Regions from separate parts of the Homo sapiens genome. Here regions 2, 3 and 4 are each linked to region 1. Evidence: chromatin loops called from intact Hi-C (ENCODE). Cell type or tissue: endothelial cell of umbilical vein. All regions are shown on one strand. Links, peaks and the distances in the headings refer to the core of each region. The heading gives the core; the rest is flanking DNA.

Region 1 (5,000 bases), core at 1-5,000:
ATTTTTTTCAGAGAGTAATTAAGTAATGATCGGGGGACATTAAAAAACGATTCATAATTTACCATATGCAATTTCTTGTATCTTATTTTTAGAAAAACTGTCAATTTCAAGAACAGCTTCTGTCCTTCTTCATGGAAGACGTTTTTGGTCAACTGCAATTGCAAGGCTGCAAGAAAATACGCTTTGTGGAGGACTTTCATAGCCTTAGGCAGAAATTGAGCCACTGTGTAAGTATACACAACAAATACTGTGCATTTGATCCTAGAAACCTGTTTAGAAGTCAGCATGTAAGAATCTGTCTCACACCAAAGGGTGAGTAAAACGAGCTTTGTAATTGTTGGCTTGTAGTCCAAATGGAGAGGTCATCACCAGGGAAATAGCATTAAATAACTGTACATTACTCAGAATGCTGCTATTTATTATTTCTTAAAGAATGGCTCATAAAACACACTGAAGAGAGCTAAAGTAACATGACATGGTTTTCAAATAAATACTTTAAAATCATTCTCTCATTATGTGATTCCCAAGTAATCCATTCATCCATTTAATATTTCTTGAGTACCAACTTTGTGCCAAACACTATTCTAAGTCTCTCTTTCTCTCCCTTCCTCCCTCTCTCCCTCTCTCCCTTCTTCCCTCCCTCCCTCCCTTCCTTCCCTCTCCCTCCCTCCCTCTCCCCTTTCTCTTCCTCCACCCTCCTTCCCTCCCTCTCTCTTTCTTTCTTTTCCTTCCTTCCTTCTTTCTTTACTTCCTTTTCTTTCTTTCTCTCTCTCTTTCCTTCCTTCCTTCTTTCCCATAACAATAATAACTAACTGATGCCCTTTTTCTTATTTACTTATGTTTTTAAAAAAATATTTGTGCCCCTTTTAAGGCATAATCTCAGTAAAAAACTTAAAAAGGGATAGACATGCCTTCTTTGGTACCTAAATTATTTGATGCCTCAGTATGGTCACTGTCATAGCAAGCAGTGGAGAATTAATTAAGAAGGTAAAAGTGATCACATTTCTATGAAAAATTCCACAGCAATAAAGACCAGTGCAGAAAACAAAACAAAACAAAACAAAACAAAACAAAACAAAACAAAACAAAAACACTGAGCCAGAATCTGTGCAATGTTAGTCGAGTTGCCTCTGTGGGGAATATTGAAGCTTTTCTGTGCCCTTGGTTGGGGTCCAAGTATGCTTTCTCCAGCCTCCTGCAGTTGTAGCTTGCAGATGGTACAAAGGTTGGGTTGGGAGCCTTATTGCAATCCTTGGGAAGCCAGTTGGAAAGGAGCTCTTCATCCTGGGCATCATGGTCACTGAGACTTAAACACTGGGCCATTAGAGGGGGGGGGTGTTTATTTTTTAAGAGTTAAGATGTTTTTTTCTTGTGGTCAACTAAAGTGCTCCGTAACCCAAATTTCAGCCCAGAGTACATGAGGCATTTTATGAGTGTGAGTAGATCGGCTAGGTTAAAAAGAAAAAAACAAGCAAAAAAAAAAAAAAAAAACCACCAAATTTAAGTTCTCTATTTCTTTGCTTAGTTTGTGTTTGTTATACCCTTACTTAGGTTTGGATTGCATGTTTTTTTATAAACTCTCATATTTTATTAAAATTACAACACTGATAAAAAGAAATTACAAATTGATACCTCTTTGCAAAACACAGGGAGAATTCTCTGGGCCAGTTCTGGTGCCTGAAATTTTGTTCTATGCTTAAACCTATAAGACAACCTTATGAAGAAAGTACATGTGTAACTATAAATAGTCTCTTAAATTTAAGTTGCATTGTTAAATCCTTGCCTGATACAGTACAGAGTGTCTGGTCAGAACCCCCAAATCCATGTCAGGTTTTCATTACTAATTTGGTTTTGTTGACCCAAATAGCTAGAGAACACATAGCGACAGTTATAACCTAAAACGAACAATATTCTAGATGAAAAGCTTAGGAAACCTGGATATGTCTAGGAACTCTGGTTTTTCTTGGTTTGTTTCTGGTGAAGTTTTCCTAAAGTGGGTGGGACAGTGTGGCGCCGCTCTGGTTGGTTGTTGCTGCTTCCCAAAGGGTCTGGCTCCCTCCTGTGGCCAAATACGAACACATCATCTCATCAATCTCGCTAGGCAACACGTAACTCCGCGCTTTCCTTCTTCCCTGCTCCCACCTCAAGCCTATCAGTGTGAGCATCAGTTGTCTTACAAGCTGTGCAGTTTATGCCCTGGGGTAAAGCAAGCTCCCCCGTGAAACATAAAGCGGCAGGATTGGCCTGAGCGTTAGAAAGACTGCAGACATTGATTTAGGGAAAAGGTAACTGGCCTGGTGTCTATAATGTTTCAGCCAAACATAATTTTATATTTCTGGCAGCAGAAACTGGTATCTGTCTGTTTAATACAAATTAACTGAGCACCTACTCTATGAATCTCTGAATCAGTGGTTGGGAGAGGGCTTAGCAGACAGAAGTTATAAAACATGAAGTAAACAACATTAATTTAAATATGATATTTTGTTAATAAAAACGGACACTAAATGTAATCAATGTATAAATGGTCAACCTATTGAAACTAATTATACTTGCCGTATTTCCCCTGCCGTCCGTACTATTGAGGTTGTTGTGGGAAAAATAAGTAAAACAAAGCTCTGGGGATTCAGAGCAGTAGTGATCAAGTCACAATTGGTCAAGTCCCTTCTTGAAAGGGGGGACTGTGAGAGGGGGCCTTCCGTTCTGCACGCTCTGAGCTTTAGAAAGCTTTCCGCAGAACCTTGACATATTTTAAAACTGATCCAAGGCTTCTTCCACGATCGGGAGACAGAAGGAAATGGCCCATTCTGTTTCCTGGAGGCGGTACTCTGGGATAATGCTTAGGTTAGTATGATGCTATAGGCTAAACAGGATTCTGAGGGGTTGATTGAGCAATGAATGCTGCATTGGTAGTGCTGCTGCAGAGTTAAATGCTGTCTGTGTTCTGAACAGCTGATTTACACAGAATTTTGGCACACAGCCTACTTGCTTAATGTGTGCACTTAATATTTGAAATTATGCCAACAATAAAACATTGGTTTGTGTTCTTCTGAAAGTTTCCTCTGCCCCAAACCTTGGGAATAATTTTAAAAAAGCAAAACATATGATATTGATTGCTTTAAATCATTTGAAGAATCCAGTAATTATGTATTTTGTATCTTAATACATTAAAGGTAATAGTAAGGATTACTACAGCTCTTTATAAATTGTTAGCTTGTGCATGGGATTTTTAAATGCTCTTATCAGTGTACCTGTTTTATTTCTGTTGACAATTTTTAATGGATACCAGAGTTATTAAAAGATGCTTACTCTGCTAAAGTTGCAAAGACATTTTAATTTGTGATGGTAACTTTTTTTCAGATAATTATATTTTACCAAATAGGGTATGACTCTGGTTGGATTTGTTGATTACATGCTGAATTAGGTGAAAATTTTCACATATCAAGAGCAAAGTACTAAATTATTCCTTTAAAATTTACAGTAGCCTTCCCTGGTAGGTTTAATAGGAGTATTTGGGTTGGGGAAATATTGCAATTCCAATGATGGAATACTTATGTACTATATTACCAAATCTCATTACCTGGATTATATTTGAGTTATCCTTGGTGGGTGTTGTTTTGTATCACCAGAAAGAAAAACTTAAAGATGAACTCTGGTATAACCCGGAAGTAGTTACTGGATCACATGTTGTCAGCTAGAGATGATCAATATCTATTTCACTTGCAGTTCATTTGCATGGAACTTTATGATTACTGGCTGCAGATAACAGTACAACTCTTTTGACATTCATATCACCAGCCCACTATTGAACATTTCTAGGTTTTAGATAGTTCAAAATTCAGATATAAAAATAAAATGCTCATGGTGAGCAACTGGTCCTATCCACCTCCTTTCCATTTATTCTTTTTTATTCCTGTTCATAGGCAACATTGTGTCACTCATTACTATTTGATAAAGGTGATGAAATAAATAATTGCCACATTTTGAGGGTATGGATTTGCACTTGATGGATATTCGTCAAATGGCTGAGACCTCGTGCTTTCCTTCCTTTTCCTTCCTTCATTCCTTTCCTTTTCCTCCCACCCCATTCCTCCTTTCCTTTAATATACTTAAAAAACTGTCCATGTGCCTGCTCCAGAACAATTGCCAAATGATGAATTTGTCAATGACCAAGTTGTTGAATTAGTTTTTTCTTTTATTTATTTAGTTTTAGTTGACTGGCTTTGTTTTGTCTTCATAAGAAAGAAGCTTTTGTGTTGAGGACTGTTGTGTTCGTTTCTGTTCCTAATTCCCACTTCTGGAAATAAAGATCAAGTAGCAGGGAGAGGGGAGACTTGAGGGCATAAAAATCATAAGATCAGAATGTTTCTGAGCATGCAGAATTCTTATGACTATATTTAACATTAATATATTTGTATACAAGGGAGAATATATAAGAATTTGGCCAGGTACGGTAGCTTACGCCTACAATCCCAGCACTTTGGGAGGCCGAGATGGGTGGATCACCTGAGGTCAGGAGTTCGAGACCAACCTGACCAACATGGCAAAACCCCATCTCAAGAAAAAATACAAAAATTAGCCAGGCGCGGTGGCGCATGCCTGTAGTCCCAGCTACTCGGGAGACTGAGACAGGAGAATCTCTTGAACCCAGGAGGTGGAGGTTGCAGTGAGCCAAGACCGCACCACTGCACTCCAACCTGGATGACAGATATCTATGACACCTTCTTATTATCTTAGTGTCTTTTGAAGAGATTTTACATTTTATGAAGTACAATATAATAGTTTTTTCTTTAATGGACCATGTTTTGGTGTCATATTGAAGAAATCTTTATTTAACACAAAGGTCATGAAAAAATTTTACATTTAGAAGTTTCCTCATTTTAAATATCACATTTAGATCAATGCCTTTTTAACACATCTATTGACAGGATTGTATGATTTTTAATTTTTGGACAATTGAAACAATGAATTACATTGATTTTCAAAGTTAAACCAATCTTGCA
Region 2 (6,164 bases), core at 453-5,452, 180 kb after region 1:
CCTACGGGAATTTGGTTAACAAAGGCAGCTAAAATGATGTGAGGACATGAAGTCCAATAGGCAAATATTGGATCAGAACATTATGCCAGAGATGTCCGGAGCTCTCTGGGAGGTGTTGAGAGATGAATGAAGGGTGGGGGATAGGCACTGACAACCCTTGGAGAGCCAGGTGGAGAGGTAGTGATGATTAACTTTAGTTGCTCTCCCACAAGGCTGGGAGAAATTAATGAGCAACAGAATGAATAAGCAAGTTTACTAAAGTTTAGGCAACTTCAATGACTTGAATATGCATAATGTACCACTGCTAAGACATAGTTGAGTAAAGAGGTATGCAACTAAAAATTCCCCAGGCTTCACTAGATTATGTTAGAAAATACATTAATTACAGAATATTCAAATCCTGTGGTTAATTGTCTTCATTCCTGAAACAAAGCCCAAAGTCCTTGCAAAGTTGCCTCCCCACCAGCCTTTTTGGAGCCATCAGGGCATATGCTCAGAGATAAATCTGCTCATATGGCACCTGCTACCTTCCTGGCATGCATCTCTCAGGTGTCGTCTCAGGAGATTGTCCCTCTCCTGCTGGGTGTCACAGACTTGGGGAGCCTGCAGCCAGGCACTGCCACTGAGCCTCACCACTGAGGGGTTTATGAGGCCATCCTGGCTTTAGGGGCTCCAAGTGTCACGTTGACCAAAGCAGTCCATTTTCATCTGTTTTATAAAGGGTCCTGTGTATCTCAATGGAAAAGTATTCAGCCTTCTAAAAGATGTTTGAAGACGATTTCACCAGAGCTTCCATGGAGCCAGGACCCTGCTGTATTTCAGGGAAAAGTGGGCAAGTGTTCATTTTCCAGCTTGATGCAGAACTTTGTTGCCTGGGGAGCAAAGTACCGCTGTTCAAACTCCAAGTCTTACAAAATTGCTTATTAAAATAATTCCTGACATTTTGGCTTCTACATCTTTTCTCCCTAGGTGTCAGGCCTAATCAGTGAAGTAGACTGGAATTAAACACCCCATCTTTTTCTGTCAGAGTTCTCAGTTGTCACCAATTAAAATCTAGTAGTAGCAGAAAAGGAATTTATTAAAGAATATAAGATTTCCCAGGAGGCCGGAAAGCAGGCTGGGAGGCTTCCCAGCCAGCACCAATTCTCAGAGTCACAGTAAAGAACAGACCAGGTGGGAATAACTGCTGACTCCACCAGGCACAGACTCCTGCTGGTACTAGCTCGTGGTGTGACCTTAGCCATCCCTCCCTCTAGTAACTGAATTCACCAGCTGCCATTCTCACCAGAGTGGGCTCTAGGTGGCACTTGTTTCTTTGCAATACATGCTTGTGATTAGAAAACTTGCTGAGGTGCACGTGATTGTCTGGGTCTGTGTCACAGACCAGTGTACTGGCTGCAGAGGAGGTGGGGAATTCTCCAAATATAGGAAGTGTGTTCAATTGTGTTGAGAAGCCCAGACGAGTGATAACATGTTCACTTGAACATCGCTGTCCTCGGGTTCTCTTCCTCTCCTCTATACCTACCCCCAACTACACCCACGCCAAAGCCACAGTACCTTTCCTCCTCATCCACTTAAAGCCAAATATTTCATTAGAATTGAATTATTTGAGGCCTGTCACCACCACCTCACCAAACATGCCCAGACATGACTGAACCTCAGCACTGGAAACACTTAGGCTCAAGCTGAAAGTTTCTTAAGTGCTACACATTAGAAACAACCAACCATTCCTAAACTAGTCCATGAAACCACAGGACACTAAGAAAGGATAGCCCAGATCTAGTAAAGAACACAAACATGTTTTCATGACAGTGATAATAGATCTTCGTTTACACCACCACTGATTTGAAAGGCTATACTGTTTGTTTTGTTTCTTCTTTTATTCTTTATTCAATATTCAACTTAACTATTGAGTGGACCTAAGCACTGTTAATAAAGCAGTAAACAAAGCCCTGCCCATAAAGTGTTAATATTCTAGAGGGAGACGCAGACTATGAACAAGGACTCAAATGCATACACAGTGTAAGTTCAGACAGTGATAAGTACATTAAGGAAAATAAAGGAGGGTTAAGGAATAGACGGTGATGGGACTGATGCTCATTTATATTGAGTGGTCTGGGAAGGTTCAAGCAGATTTGAATCATGGAACAGTGTAATATGAAGAGATTTGGGATCAGAGGTGCCTGAGTTGAAAACATACCCAGGAGCTAAAGTGAGAGGAAGAAGGTCAGAGTGTGGTGGAAAGAAGCCTGAAGATGAAATGAGACAGATAAATAGGGCCAAAATATGGAGGTTCTTGTGGGCCACCATTAGGAGTTTAGCTTTTATTCTAAGCATAATTGAAAGCCATTGGATAGTTCTAAGATGAGCAGTGATGATAGGCTTAGACTTACATTTTTTCAAAGTTCTCACTGGCTGCCCTATAAATAGTAGATTATGGGGTTTTAAATTGGAGATGAGGAACCTCTCAGTAGACTTTGCTGTGATCCAGGTAGAGAAACATGTTGGGTTGGACGAGGGTGGGAGCAGTGGAGATGGTGAGATCAGATCAGGTTTGGGATGTATTTTGCAGCCCAGTCTGTCAGGATTTGCTGATGCTTTGTATGTGAAAATGAGGCAGAAAGAATCCAGTATGAACTTCTAGGAAAGCACTTTGTGACCGATTGTATTTTATGGAAATGACTACAGTATTTCCTGTTAATATAGTTTTCCAGAAACTTGCTACTCCCTCATCAAGAGTTGGAGTCTGTGTCCTATCCCCTTGGAACTAAGAGGGCTTTTGTTAGACTTTTAACTATTAAAATATGGCAGAAGTGATACATGTCTTTTCTGAGTCATTAAAACGTGATCCCACTGCTGCCTGATTTCACTGGGACACTCATGCTGTAACCCAGCTACCATGCTGTGAGGAAGCCCAGGTCGCATGGAAAGGGCCAAGTGGAAAGGCACCCAGGCCCCAGCCCTCAGTATCAGCTATGCTTCCTGCCAACAGTCAAGATTTTCTTGCTAGCTTTTGAGTGAGGTTTATTGGACGTATGCTCTCAGATGCATGACTGGATCCTTCTCATTACTACACTTATTCCAGTCCTTGATTTTTGTCTACAAAGTGATTTGAACTATTAGAAAACGTCCCCAAAGCAGGCTATAAATGGCCCTGAGCTCAGTCTCCATTTTGTATGATTCACAGTGCCCTTCTCCCCGTTTTTCCATCAGACAGGACATCTTTCTCTGAACCTGTCGTCCACTCTGTTCTTATTCCTCTGCTGCCCTCTAGGGGCCATTAGCCACATTGCCCCATTTAGATCCTTTATGCTTGGGGGAAAAAAAAAAAGTTACCATTGATTGACTGGAAGGAACTATTCTAAACACTTCATATATACTTACTCCTTTATTCTTGACAATCCTATAAGGCAGATACTACTATTAGCCTCCTTTTAAAGATGAGACAACAGAGATTAAAAAATTAAGTAATTTGTCTAGGCAAGGTCCTACAATGACAAAGCTGGAATTTGAACCAAGGCAGTCTTGTTCTAGAGTTTATATCTGCATTATCCTCCTTCTCCTTTGGTAGGACAAAGTAGATCTATTGGGCATGCATATGAGACTTGTTTACATCTATACCTTGTAAAAATAAATTTGCTTTTAAACTTAGGTATTTATCTTTTGCCTTGATGACGGCAGCAGGTGCCTAAATGGCCTCCCCAGGCATGAACAGATTCCCCACCAGTTCTGCTCTCCATGCGGTAACCAGAGTGACCTTTTTAAAAAATTGTGAATGAATAAACTAAAGAATACTTTCTCTCATCACCTCTTCTCTATACAGAAAAAAATATAACCAGTCTTACCAAAAAGTTAGATTAGTCAGCTAAGCAAACAGGGTTCGAATATTCTAGCACCCTGAAACCACAGTCTAAAATGGTCTTCTGATGTGTGGTTATAACACTTAATATACAGTGTTTGTCTCTTAGTAACTTTAGGTTTATCTTATTCAGCATCACATTATTTATCCTGTAAGGAAGTAAGCATATCTTCTCTGTTTCATAAGAAGATACCTTACTGTACAAAATGGTACTGTGGCCTAAAGTCACCCAATAAATATGGTGCAGGTTTGGAGTTGTTACTTAGAGTAGAATGCAACTCCTAAAATCTAAATATTTTTCAAAACCTGGATGAGATGTGCAGTGGAACCCTGTAAACACAATCTTTTTTTTGAGACGGAGTCTCGCTCTTTCGCCCAGGCCGGAGTGCAGTGGCGCTATCTCGGCTCACTGCAAGCTCCGCCTCCCGGGTTCACGCCATTCTCCTGCCTTAGCCTCCGGAGTAGCTGGGACTACAGGCGCCCGCCACCGCGCCCGGCTAATTTTTTATGTTTTTAGTTGATACGGGGTTTCACTGTGTTAGCCAGGATGGTCTCGATCTCCTGACCTCGTGATCTGCCCGCCTCGGCCTTCCAAAGTGCTGGGATTACAGGCAGGAGCCACCGCGCCCAGACAACACAATCTTAAACAGAAGCTTTATATGTAAACCACATAAAAGCTGCGCAAGTTGAATAGGAGGCAATAAATGAGGGAGGTGTGTGCTTGGGCCTCTAGAAAGACATAGGAAGCATATTTGAGAAATCTCTAGGGCTTGGCTTCAAAAACATTATTGTAAAGCATGTGTGCATCTAAGGTAACGGCGCTATAACTTGTAATAAAGATGGGAAGGAGAGAAGCTGCCAATCCCAAACTGATGGTCAATATTTGTGGATTCCAACATTCCCAGTTCCTTTATTTATTTCTGGACTATCTAGTTTTCTATGGCTCATCAAATAAAAATCAATATGCCCATATTTACACAAAGCCACCTTCATGCCCTCTTCCAGGAGGAACCAGAGAACTTGAGACTTCCCAGCTACAATTTCCAACCTTGCTCTTCTGGGTTTTCCATTCCATGTTGAGCACTCAGAGATTTTACTAGGTTTAAGCTTTCTTGCCTGGTGGGTGGGAGTAGGGAGGGGGGTGGAAATGAGGTGACCATTTATTGAGTATTTGCTCTGAGGCAGTGGTGGTGGGGTCGGGGGTTCCTTCCTGCTTATCAGAGCTGTGCACCTGCTCACTTGCCAGATGATATGCAAAAAAGAATCCAAAGAAGCAGCAAGAAAGCCAATACGTTTTCTTAGATCAAAATGACATATCCCAAAGCTCCTCTCTTTCCGATTATTTTTGATGAGAGCAAAATTATTATACTCAACTCCAGTGTGAATCTACATCACAGGGGGAGATTATTTTAGGTGAAAATTCCCTTATGATTAAATAGATGTTTGTGTGCTTATTTTTGTTGTTTTAAGAATCCTCCAGGATAATTCTGATGCAAACAGGCCTAAAGCCAGAAAGACTGACATACAGGTTTATTTGATAAATTGAAGTTTATTAAATACTATGACCATTATTTTCTGCATTAACCTTATAATATTGGTCACTTGTCTTCCTTTCAAGTTTAAAAACATTTTTTTAAACAGGCTTGAAACCTGCGGGGAAAACATATTATTGTGACATATCACATATCACAACATATCACATTGGCCCTGAGGATTAAACTGTTTCCAGATCCATCTGGTCTGACAGACATAAGTGATTGATTCTTGCTTGGTCTGTAACACACCCCAAATGCATTCACCTGCTATGCCATTGCCCCCTCTTCATTTTCTACTATGAGCTTTAAAAAACTGGAGTTATACATCTCATGGCTCTTAAACTAATGCATGGCTTGTTCCTGACTGCCTTCCAGCACTGGAAGAAAAAAGTAATATCTTTGTGACAGCATGATTACTTCCACCTGTGACAGCTCTTCTCCATTGTGAAATCTGCAAAGAAATCATCTGGAAGGGGAAAATACATGTGTTCTGGGATTAAAGACATAACAGGCATGTACTGAATGTGTCAAAAAATTTGAGATGTTGAGGGAGCTGAAGACAAGCCCTCTACATTGTAGATGTAGTACCATAAGGAATTTTCTAAAGAAGTCTTATGAAGCAATTGTTTTCAGTGGTTTACTACATTTATGAATCTTCAGCCCATCAGTGGAAAATATGATGCTCTGAGAGTCAGCCATGAAGCTGGGCTAGAGTGGGGTGCTAGTTTATCTTGAAAGATAGTTCTTTCAAGATGTATAATGCCCTGTTT
Region 3 (6,164 bases), core at 712-5,711, 870 kb after region 1:
TCACAGCTGTGAGACAATAAATTTCTGATGTTAAAGTCACCCAGCTTGTGGCACTTTGTTACAGCAGCCCTAGAAAATTAATACACTTTCTTGATCTAAATCAGACTCCTAGTTCTTCCTCATACCACCTCCTTTGTGGTACTTACCAAATTTGTAAATATTTTTCCCTGTGTGTCTGTCTGTGTAATGTCTATGTCTCCATTTTTCTCCAAGCTCAATGCGACACCAGTGTCTGTTTTGTCCACCACTGTCCACCCAACATTTAGAAATGAAGAGTCCCTTCATAAGCACTTTTTGATGAATACCTGGGCTGTCCGGCCATTGGAAGCAGAAATGCAACTGTTAAAGGACCACAGGCAGCGCTCCTCAGAAAGAAAAGCCAGAATGCAGGATGGTGCACACTGACAGGCTGTCTCAGCAGCCCTCTTTCAACAAGGTAAAAGATGAAGGTGGCCGGGCACGGTGGCTCATGCCTGTAATCCCAGCACTTTGGGAGGCCGAGGCGGGCTGATCACAAGGTCAGGAGATCAAGACCATCCTGGCTAACACGGTGAAACCCCTTTCTTACTAAAAATACAAAAATTAGCCAGGCGTGGTGGCGAGCACCTGTAGTCCCAGCTACTTGGGAAGCTGAGGCAGAAGAATGACCTGAACCCTGGAGGCAGAGCTTGCAGTGAGCCAAGATCGTGCCATTGCACTCCAGCCTAGGCAACAGAGCGAGACTCTGTCTCAAAAATAACAAAGGGTGAAGGTTAGCGCTGACCTCTTTGGCACAGGCTAGTCTATTCAGTTATCTAACTGGATCAGGCAGAGATCAGGAGCCTGAAGTAAGTTCTAGAAATAGAACCCCATTCCCCTGGAGACGGCAGACCTAAAGGAAGCATCACAGCGTGCATGTATTGTTGAAGAGGCAGGAGGAGTGTTCCTCTAGAATGGCAGCAACAAGCAAGCACAAGGAACCAAGCCCTTGGCAGTGGAAGGAAACCAGCTGAAGCAAGACAAGCAGAAATGATCACAGTAGCTACCACTTATTGAGTCTCAAGTGAGTGCCATGCTGAATGCTTTTCTTACATTATTTCATTAAATCCCCATAACAGACTCACCAATAAGTACTATTATTACCATTTTACATGAAAAAACTGAAGTTGAGAGAGGTTAAGCAATTTGCTCACGGGCACACTGTTAATGAATCATAAGCTAGAATTTAAAGCCAGAGATCTGCTGTTTTGATACTTTCCTAGCTTTGCAGCCTTGCATAGAACTGGCCTTGATGACTTTCTTTCATGCTGTGATTACCAAAATCTGAAAAACCTACATGTTTTAGAAAGCATTACTTACCAATAATTGCTTACTGTCTATCTCCACCTATTAGAAAGCAAACGTCTTGAGATAGCAAATGCATACTCAAACTTATTAGGATTTCGATCCAGTGAACAGTAGGAGCTCAAAAATATTTGTATTAGGAATGAATCAAATAAGCACTTATTGACCACCTAGATGTACTTTAGAAGACATTAATGTTAAAAAAAAACTTCATATTAGAAAAAGAACCCTTACAAAACTACTGCACTAGAATGAAGCATTTATCTTTTCCACTTTTCAATTGCGAAGTACTGCAATATAGTTAAAGTTTCTGTGAATAAAAAACTATTCTGTGCTGCCCTATAGAAAGTTCCCACCCTTAGTTTTACAAACTTCCCTTCTCTGTATATTCATTTTCTTCTTCTAGCTGCTTGTGCTCAACTCTCCATTGGATTCTCTTTTGCATACCTATCCCAGTTTTGCTTGCTAAACCAGGAACTTTTTGTTTTAAGAAAATATTCAGGGGCCCAGGGGAGGGATAGCATTAAGAGAAATACCTAATGTAAATGATGAGTTTATGGGTGCAACAAACCAACATGGCACATGTAAACCTATGTAACAAACCAGCACGTTGTGCACATGTACCCCAGAACTTAAAGTATAATTTTTTAAAAAGGAAAATATTAAAGGTAATCAAACAGCAGATATTTTCAAATTAGATAACTCTAAAAGATAGCTAAACCTATTAAGATTAGGCAGCTGTTGATGATAAACCTCAGAATAACTTTCTCTCTCCCCTAATACAGAAATCAGAAATCAACTGGCAGGTGCACAAGCAAGATACCAAATTCCCGTTTCCCAGCCAAGCTCCTGTGGTGAAATTGTTCCTTGGCAAATGTCCCTTTTTTTTTTTTTTTTTTTTTTTAACTTTGCCTTAAGAGGAGGAAAAGCTGCCAAATGCCAACTTGGAGAATAGTGTACAAAATGCTAAATATAAAGAGTTGAGGAATATCAGGGGCTATTTTAAAAATTAGTCTCTAATAGAGCCTGTAGTATCCTCATATGTCTAGGAAACAGCATGGCAGTCATGTTGGTTTACACCAAAAGCAATAATTCTAGGTTCAAAAGCCCAATCTACAACAGCGCTAGTAAATCTCAGTATCTTTCAACTGAAGGCCAACCTATTTAACATTTCCTGCACTCAACAGCACAAACTCAGAAAATGAGAAGCTAAGTGGAAAAACAAGTGATCAGTGGAGTTGAAAGTACTTCTGCTCTCTCTTCAGATATGACTTGGAAGTCAAATATTACAATAAAAGAGCTCACCCAAGGCTCAAATCTTGAATAGTAACTCACGCTGGTCATAAGCTCCACAATGGGAGGCTTTGAGGGGCAAAAACGCATGCATTTTGTACCTTGATATTTATGATGTTCTATCGCCACCTCCTGGAAGAAAAGACCAAGAACGCCAAAAAAAAAAAAAAAAAAAAAAAAGGGTGCTTAGTATTAAGGCTTCCAGTGAAGATAAATTTCTTCAATTCTCAAGAAAGGTAAAGACATTCTGCAGCCGCTGACAGTTCCATTTCAGATGAATTAGCATAATGTTGGGCAAACAGCAAACCTAAAAGGCAAATGTTCAAGACTCTAGCGTCAGTTATTTGCCAGCAAAAGATAACATCAAACATATGAGTAATGAGCCTTTAAAGTTGCCAGTCCCCAGGGAAGATTTGAGTTCTCATTAGTAAAGAGATATGAGATCCCATTTTGCCAGAGTCAATAGCACCGCATGAACACAGAGAGATACTAGAAGAATAATTTCCACACTTGGCTCTGAAAATAATCATCCTTATCTTTGCATTTTAAGTCTCAGAATTTGGCAAAAGAGTTCTAAGGATTTTAAAACATTAATAACAAGACTAAGAATGTTCCCAGATGAACTCTTATTTCTCAGACTATCTTGTTGGAGTTATTTACACATATGGCACAAACAAAGCCAAATGAATTGGAATATTTGACTTTCTCTCCACAAGATCTTACCAGTCTTTGTTTCTCAAGGTTTAGTTTGCATAAGGACAAAGGAATACAGTCGAATACTTAAAAGTATTATTTTAAAACACACTTTTATCTTGATAGTTATGTCTTTTCCATCAATATCTCTATTCACTATGTGAAAAAAAAAAGTCATACAACTTCAGAGTAGAAAGCATTTCAGTCCAACCACTTCACAGTCGCAAATCACAAGCTATTCACCCAGGAGGAAGAGCTGCTAAAGTCAATTCCCACTAAATTTCACCAGGGGCAGTTTAAACCTTCTGTTCTGTCTAGACATTTTGCCCTCCTCTGCCCAAACATCCTGACTTTTAAGGAGTTTTACAGCTTAGTCAACTCACCAACATCCTGAAGTAGGCTGAGATTGCAGATTTCTTTTCTGAATACCAATTATGCTTATTTATAAAACACAGAACATGGAGCAGAGAATTTAAGATTTTAGAGCTGCAAGTCACCTTCCTTTTATAATCCACAAAAGTGATTTGCTGTGATACCTGATGGCCTCTTTTGGAAAACAGAAGGCTTGAACACAGCATTGAAATGTGTCAGACTTTCTTTTTAAAATTTTTTCAGCTTCTTTTGAGGGTATATCCTGTAAAGCACTATGAGAAACATCCGAAAGACACAATTCTTATCCCCCAAAAGCCAATTATGTTGTCTGACTTCGGTTTCCTAAGCTACCCACAAACTGAAAGGCAAGGTATGGTGGTCAAAGAGTAAAGTCGACGTCTACACAGAAGCTTCCCTCTTTCCCTCAGCTCTGCCTCTTTCCAGTGCTGCTCATGTGATATGATACTTAGTCAAGCTTACTTTTTAAGTCAGCCACTTCGTGGGAACACTTTCCGGAGTGATGGCCAGCAGAATAGCTAAACTTTGTTACTGCCAAACCTCTTCTTGAGACAGGAACTCTGCCTACACAAAGCAAAAACAATATTTCAGCATCCCACCCTCCCTTTGAACCCACATTTGGAGTCATAGTTTCAGTTTTCATAACTATCCGGAAAACTGAAATGCTTCACTGGCCCACAACCAAACTCTTGGGCTCTTTTCAAGTCTGCCATCTCCCCCTTTTCATTCCACTTCCTCCCTCACTGTGAAACCTTGCTTGCTTGGACACTCCTGTAGTTTTAGACACCTTCCTGTCGATCTTTGAGCTATTTACCAGCTGAACATTTGTATTGTTAGTGTTAAATGATAAATTCATATAGCTAAGACACTTGACCAAGATAGACCGATACTATCATTTGAGCAACTGTCTCCTGCAATCTGTCATCACAATGAGATAGCCATGTTCTAACCTATCAGTAAGATTATACAAAAGTAAACAGAGTTGTCGGTATAAAATTGATTGTCAGCCGGGCACAGTGGCTCAAGCTTGTAATCCCAGCACTTTGGGAGGCCGAGGTGGGTGGATCACAAGGTCAGAAGTTTGAGACCAGCCTGGCCAAGACAGTGAAATGCCGCCTCTTCTAAAGATACAAAAATTAGCTGGGCATGGTGGCAGGTGCCTGTAATTCCAGCTACTTGGGAAGCTGAGGCAGGAGAATCTCTTGAACCTGGGAGGTGGAGGTTGCAGTGAGCCAAGATCGCGCCACTGCACTCCACAGAGCTAGACTCCATCTTGAAAAAAAAAAAATGCCACTGAGAGGTCATCTTTTATGAAATTCAAAAGTTTCAGAAATGTATCTAAATTGTCACCAATCCTTTCCCTGTAGTGTTCACCAGCCTCTGATCAGTTGATTTTAGGCAAATTTCTCACCTTCCACACTTGCAACACAAACTCAACTTCCAGCATACAGAGCTACTTGAAGGTTTCCCTAAATACACTAGGCACCCTCAGTCACTACACTACATATATGCTCTTGCTTTTTTGCCCAATGCCTGCCTTTTGACAGTCTGAGTAATGCCTACTTGTTTTCAAACTTCAGCTCAGGAGCTGCCTTCGCTTGTCTCATCCAAGCAGTCTGCAGCCCCTTGCTTTTATGCTCCTACAAGACCCTATTTATAACTCCATCACAGTGCCCATCATATGCTGGTAAAATGGTTTGTTTTCCCCTCTCACCTGCCATAGGTTCATTCTGAAAAAAGATTAAGAGTTTGACTCTGCAACCCCAGCACCCCAGGCTGTATCTAACACGTGGTAGGCAAACTGCAAATGTTTGCCAGATGGATGACCATTCCTGATGGCCAAGACATTAAGAAAGGGGCTGTTTTCCAGTGGTCCATAGCACTATGGACAGCTAAGATGACTGCCTCACCAGTTCAGAAGAAGAATAAGACATGCTCTCACTTACTTTCCTCCCTCCCCTTGTAACATGTATCTGGCGTTCTAGACAGCCCCATTTCCCCATCAGCCAAAGTTTTGGACCTATCAAGAATAAATCTTTAATTGAAGTCTATTAGTCTGTTCTCACACTGCTATACCTGATACTGGGTAATTTATGAAGAAAAGAGGTTTAATTGACTCACAGTTCCACAGGCTATACAGGAAGCATGAGGCTAGAAGGCCTCAGGAAACTTACAATCACGGCAGATGACTAAGGGAAAGCAAGCACATCTTACCATGATGAATCAGGAAAGAAAAAGAAGAGGGAGGTGCCACATGCTTTTAAACGATCAGATCTCATGAGAACTCACTCACTACCAGGAGAACAGCAAGAAGGAAACCTGCCCCCATGATCCAGTGACCTCCCACCAGTCCCCTCCTCCAATTCAACATGAGATTTGGGCAGGAAAAGAAATCCAAACCATATCATGAAGCTTTAATTGAAATGTTTGATTCTTCAAATAAATTACTTTCAAGTCAACCCAAG
Region 4 (6,164 bases), core at 476-5,475, 94 kb before region 1:
GACAAAGCTCAAAGCTGTCCCGGATATTATCTGGGGCAATGTTCATATATTCACCTTAGTGAAATCAAGTTAAAACTAGGAGCATCGAAAGCACCCGTGATGGAAGAAAGGCAGTGAGTCAGCTAAACTCTTGAGCAGTTTATGACCATCCCAAGTCTTGGCAAAGATCTCCCTGACTGAGGAGTCTGATAGTGGGAGTGAGGAAAAGCAGGACAGAGGCAGAACAGTATGTGTGGCTGGTAAATTGATGTCAGCCGCTGGCCTGTTGTGTTTAGGCGTGACACTAGGTTGAGGTTATGAGAAACTCTTTGTTTTGAAGACTGTGTTTTCTCTGAGATTTCTACGCTTGATCTCAGCCAAAAGGCCGAGCAGCGATTTCTTTAAACTAAGATGAGTTTAGGCATCAGAACTAAACATCTAATTGAGAAGATTGTTAAAACTGAAGTCATAGTAAGATGAGATTCCTTATCCTGCCTTGATGGAAGAGAACATTGTTGTTGTCAATTTAAGATAGACTTTTCAAGGTTTCCTATTATGATATCTTGGTAATGCAGCTTTTTTTGCTTATTAAATACTATAATGGTGGTTGTAAATATTTAAATTAGTGGTATAGTTTGCCTTAATTTCTTTGAGAAAAATAATTCAAAAAGTAAATTGAAGTTGGAAAAGAATAAGAATTTTTAGCTAAGAAGTCAGTGATCATTGATGATAACAGTTTTAGTTGACCAGGTTATAGACATTTAATATGAGCCATGTTTTACTTATATCTCTTGGAAGTCATTTACTATAGGCATCTGATTATGAGGTTCCTAAATATAAGGTACAGTACTCCTTCATTTTCCCACTCCTAACATTTCAGGAAGGAGTGTATTCACACTCCTCACATGCACTCAGACATAAGTGACTTTGTTGTTGGAATATTAACTCACTTTTTGAGTCACATTAGTTTTCGAGTCCATATATCATCTTTATTTCTTTCTATGTTTGAGATATACTTTTTGAATCTGTTTATAGTCTAGTCACTGGAAATTCTATGCCAAGTCCCAGTTACCTCTCATAGAGCATTAGGGTGGTTGGTTTTATTTGCCCAGTGGTTGTGTATTTGTCATCTCCATTATAATAACCACTTGACTATTGCTTTTTAAAATGCTCACTTAAGGGATTGTTTCTTAATAGTCAGCAATTAGAACTTTTTAGGTTCTATCCTCAGAATAACTACTTAATCTATGTTAAACTTCTTTTTTTCTTAATTGTTAGGTAATCTTTTCATCATCGATTGGTTGAGGTGATTTTATTCCAATGTGTCTTCCACAAATAGGACTGTGTTTCAAGATAAAGTCCTGCATTTGAGAGATGTCCTGTAATTTGACAGACATTGTAAAGACTAGGTATAAAGTGACCCCTCATTTTGGGGGGATGGTTTTTGGGTAAAAGGAGTTTTTATCCCCAGTTTCTTGAGTTTGAATTTTCTGCATATGTTTTAAATAATTTAGTTGAACTCTTAATTTGGACAAAGAAATTCAGAAAAGGAAACATTCTACTTATAATTGTATCATAATATATAATATGATAACATTACTTGGCCCAGAAAGGTGTGTGTATGTTGTTGAGTTGGGAATGGTTTATTTCTATCCTTTTTGGTGGCTCTGGCAGTTGGCTATAGGGATTGTTCTATTTAACATTGAGTTCATGCTATTGATTTTTTTCCTCCTCTTTTTAGTAGAACATACTACTTTGGAAAATGTCAGCCTTTTAATTTTTCATCTTAGTTTAGGGCTAAAGATATTTAAAATCATATTTGTAAAATATAATATTAGCACTGAGATTAATAAAGATTGTTGATATAGTAAATTTAAAGCACTTAGTTTTAAATGTCAGTAACAAATAGAACTGAATAAATCAAAGTCTTCAGAATTTTTATGAAGTATACTCTCCCCCTCCTTTCTAAATAAAATTGACGTCAAATAAAACTGGATGACTGTGTACATGGAGGGTATTCATCCATCCTTTCATTCATCATGCATGGATAGATGCAGCTGCCTCTGCTGTCCCTTCCACCCCCACTGCCCCGTCAATCTACCCAACACAGTGCAGGACTGATTGGTCCCCCTTTTGAACTACTCCTTCAACTTACATTTCATTTCATTTGTTTATTATGGCATAGACCCCCATCAATATTATGACAATTTATGTACAGGTTGGCTCACTGAGTGCAGGGAGTTTCTTGCTTATCTTTGGCTGCCATGTTTAGCTCAGGCATACCACTTAGTCTGCACTCAGGACAGGTTGTGGGCTCAGTGCTTAAGTGCTGCGTTTTCCCTCACCTCAAGAAGTTCATAGGTTGATGGAGGAGGAGGGCATGTGCAATTAATTCCAGTAAAATTGAATATGTATTAATGGGGATGTGCCCAAAGAACTCTGAGAACACAGAGGAGGAAGTGATGCTGAGGCATGTAGGTGATGGAGTGGCCCTGAAACATTTGAAGCATGGGGGCACTTACTGGCAATAAAATCTGGAGTATATCGAGGCACTTTATAACAAGGTTCCTGTGCATTCAGAATACCCTGGTTAGAAGTTCAGTAGAGTTAATTCATGTACCTCACTTCTACCTGTTAAATGCAAAAACCACTGCTAGAAATTTTCTTTAAAGGTATAGGAGTTGATAGAAATGATAAATGAACATAGCTTTTTTTTTGGCAGTGAAGAAAATATTTCAAATTATCCTTTAGGAACTTTTTTCAGGTATGGTTCATTAGAGTAGGACTCTGTTGGGATTATATGGTTTCTTATGCCATATAGGTGCTGTCTTTTGCTTTGGCCAATTCCCTAGAGATGTAACACTTTCATCTTTGCATTCAAAATCGTACCTTGTTAAGGAGCTATGTTTCTACAATTGCTTTTACATTGCTGTTTCATTATTTGCTTTTTTTTTTGCCCTGAAAGAAAAGCAATTCTAGAATAAAGATTTTCTGTCTTGATGATTTAAAAAATTAGTGTTTTTTGAGATTAAATAAAGATACTGAACAGAATTTTAAGGGTAAAACTTGAACTTAATTTTTTTTACATTGTGGAATTGTACTTGGAGAAGCCAGCAGGTGGCAGTATGATGTATAAAGTGAAAGGTTTCAAATGGGTATGAAGGCTGCTTTTTTCATCAGAAAATGTTACTTGCATATTAAATAATTCATATCACTTTATTATTCAGCAGAACTTTTTTATCCTGTCCCTTTGTTGAACACATTGCAATTATGATTTTATGGGCTATTATTTTAAATTATATATTTAGTACTTTTTTAAAAAAAAAAAAGTTGAGATTTTGCTGATTCCAAGGGAATATTGAGGAATTTGGAGAGGGAAGCCTCATAACCTCATTCATCTCCCAGTGAGGGCTTCTGTAGCAGTAGTAGCTGTATACAAAGCCATGAAATAAAGCTGGGTTAGGGATTTTTGGCGTGTAAGTACTCTTCCAGAGGTAGGGAAATAGGAATAATAGTTAGATTGCCTAATTTATCTGTCATCAGCAGCATCCTAGCCATGCAAGAATGTGGCTGGTTTTCAAGATAATAATAAGGTATCTTGGTTACTGAACTAATTACTAAAAATCCCAAGAAATATTGATTGACAAGTTTGGTAGATATTTAGAAGGGAGAATAATGTGTTTCATTGATTCCCATTAATATTCAATTATGGCATTAACCTATCATTAAGTGTGTTTCTGTATTCCTTCTCTAGGGTTCTCTAAATGCCATGTGGTATGCTGAGGTTGGTTGCTTTTGAGTTTTTAAAAACTATAATCATAGATTACTTGTGTAATTTCAGTTGGAATAAAAAGTAGGTGTCAATATTTTTCTTAGCTGCTATGAATTTCTCCCTGCCTGCTGGTCTGAAATAAAATAACTGCATCATGCTTTAGCTTGATTGTTTTAGTTTTTGCTTAAATGCACAGTCTGATGACTGTATGTGGCTAATTTTGCCTTCCTTTGTCTTTGGTCCCTGGCTGTATTTGTGCAATGTCTTTGATATGCTACTTGGTGCTGTTTGTAAAGAAGCATTTACAATAGTATATGATGTCTGAACTCTCCTGAATAGGTTAAAGAACTCCGAGAAAAGGCTGAGTTTTATAGGAAGCGAGTTCAGGGGACGCATTTTTCTCGGGACCATCTGAATCAGATTTTATCTGATAGCAACTGCTGTTGGGATGTCTCCTCAACCACAAGCTCAGAAGGAACCGTTAGTAGCAACATCAGAGCATTAGATCTTGCTGGGTGAGATATTCTTTGTGGATGGCAAAAAAAGTTTGTTGAAGCTTATGTAGATCATAGAATGATATAGGAAAATGACCTGACTACTCAAAATGTGTCTCCTAGTCGAATGGAATTGTGGCAGCCATTTATTTCATTTTTATTCTCAGTGAAAAATAAAGCAATGTAGATTGCTTTATTTATGTATAAATAACACATAATGTAAATCTGGAAGGCTAGATTTTTATAATATTTTTTGTTGGCAGTTAATAGCGGAGTAGGGATGATTACATGGTAGATGTAAAAAGACCTTTAGAAGGTAAAAAGAAAGTCAACAACAATAAAAAAGTAGAGACTGCAAGCTATTAATACATAGCTATTATTCATTAATAGATTTTGTGGCTAATTCAGAACTTGGCTGCTGATTTTATGGAAGAGCGCTCTGCTGTTCTGGGTTAAAATGAACATGATTTAATTATCTGTAAGTGAAAGTAATTGAAGAACTTAGACCATGGGGTCCTAGTTTATGTGTGTAAATGCCAGTTTAGGGCTAGGTATGACTTGTGTCAGCAGATGTACACAAGCATATGTGAAGGTAGGAGTAAAAGAAGATAAATACATTTTGGAATATTTTAATAGAAACTCCAGATTATGACTTTCATTTATTTTGCTATAAAACGAATTAGATTTCCTTCTTCAATACCTGAGCAAGGCAATATCTATGGAAAACATGTAGTTGTGAACAGTAGAAGGAAATGATGGACTCACTAAAATTGGTGTTGATTAGAAAAGTGCAAACTATTCACATTTAAAATAAAATTGATTTTGTTACGCAGAGATCCTACAAGCCATAAGACTTTGCAGAAATGTCCTTCTACAGAACCAGAAGAAAAAGGAAATATCGTGGAAGAACAGCCCCAGAAAAATACCACGGAGAAATTGGGTGTGTCAGCTCCCACCATACCCGTTAGAAGGCGGCTGGCTTGGGATACAGAGAACACAAGTGAAGACGTACAGAAACAGCCCGGGGAGAAAGAGGAGGAGGACGACAATGAAGAGGAAGGGGACAGGAAAACGGGCAAGCAGGCTTTTATGGGAGAGCAAGAGAAGTTGGATGTACGTGAGAAATCTAAGGCAGATAAGATGAAAGAAGGGTGAGAGTTTTAAATTACTCAGTATAGAGAAGCGTTATTTACATGGTTGATATGTATTTTGTCACTAAATATAGTGGTTTACTCTTTTGATTTTATGACTAATAAATTGCAGATTTTATTTCAATGTCACAAAGGAGGCACTGCTGTATGGTGAATAATTTGATTCACTCAGGTATTTAAGTCACTAGTGATTGGTAATTGAATACTTGAATTCTGGCCTACTTTGGGAGGAAGTAGTTAGGATTATTTTCATTTACGTCCTATAATTTATGGTGTGCCAGATTTGCAAATGTGTCTGGAAGAATGACTTTAAAGAAAAAAACTGGTGTTCTTTAATATCAGATGATTCTACCAAAAAAGATAATGTTTTATAATATTTTTTAAAAAGTGATTTCTGAAAATAGCTAATTCCTGTTGTTTTATGTGTAAATTGCTTTGGGGAGTGGCTCTTCTCCACCTATGATAATAGTGCCTTTTGTCTATAATCTAAATCCTTTATTCATTCATGGATGTTATGGAACTTGAGCCTTGATGTGAGGAAGGATTCTCTGCTGTGCCGGTGCTGACTTGGCAGTGATTTTCCCCATTATCCAGTATTCAGTCACTTTTTTCTTTGTGGGTTGTTTTTCTTCTATTGATATAGTTGATATAGCTTATATTATTTTTTCAGTGTTCTGTTTTATTTTTGATCTTGTGCTTAGTTCTATTCATTATTGGAAATTTCAGTCGCTTTTAACTGCATGTGGATTTGGTGGTTATTTTTTTCAG

What was found. A loop is a pair of places that touch in the nucleus more often than their neighbours do. Peaks named below come from ENCODE experiments on the same cell type or tissue, not always from the same donor. Only the 100,000 strongest peaks of a DNase experiment are listed, where the experiment ranks them.
Region 2: a loop joins it to region 1, with 2.9 times the contacts of the local background. A loop is called at or near these places in 23 of 110 quality-filtered maps.
Region 3: a loop joins it to region 1, with 11 times the contacts of the local background. A loop is called at or near these places in 13 of 110 quality-filtered maps.
Region 4: it touches region 1 in a loop (16-fold over the local background); 105 of 110 quality-filtered maps call a loop at or near these places.

Annotation. Positions count from the first base shown.
Region 1 is chr12:68,220,376-68,225,375 of GRCh38, reverse strand. IL26 (interleukin 26) reads left to right here. Exons shown (of 5, transcript NM_018402.2): 3 at 93-227. Among named protein-coding and RNA genes, the nearest start is that of IL26, 2.9 kb to the left of the region's middle. In endothelial cell of umbilical vein, for the core only: a CTCF peak has its summit at 2,065 (motif pointing left); a DNase peak (open chromatin) is centred at 2,055.
Region 2 is chr12:68,037,747-68,043,910 of GRCh38, reverse strand. No RefSeq gene overlaps it. Among named protein-coding and RNA genes, the nearest start is that of IFNG-AS1, 51 kb to the right of the region's middle. RefSeq lists an enhancer at 1,455-1,704. In endothelial cell of umbilical vein, for the core only: a CTCF peak has its summit at 3,281 (motif pointing left); a DNase peak (open chromatin) is centred at 3,210.
Region 3 is chr12:67,352,609-67,358,772 of GRCh38, reverse strand. LOC124902957 (a long non-coding RNA gene) reads right to left here. Exons shown (of 2, transcript XR_007063354.1): 2 at 6,093-6,164. Among named protein-coding and RNA genes, the nearest start is that of CAND1, 86 kb to the right of the region's middle. In endothelial cell of umbilical vein, for the core only: a CTCF peak has its summit at 2,721 (motif pointing left); a DNase peak (open chromatin) is centred at 2,712.
Region 4 is chr12:68,314,180-68,320,343 of GRCh38, reverse strand. It overlaps MDM1 (Mdm1 nuclear protein), which reads left to right. Exons shown (of 15, transcript NM_001354969.2): 8 at 3,734-3,763; 9 at 4,091-4,266; 10 at 5,079-5,396. Among named protein-coding and RNA genes, the nearest start is that of MDM1, 15 kb to the left of the region's middle. In endothelial cell of umbilical vein, for the core only: a CTCF peak has its summit at 3,096 (motif pointing right); a DNase peak (open chromatin) is centred at 3,103.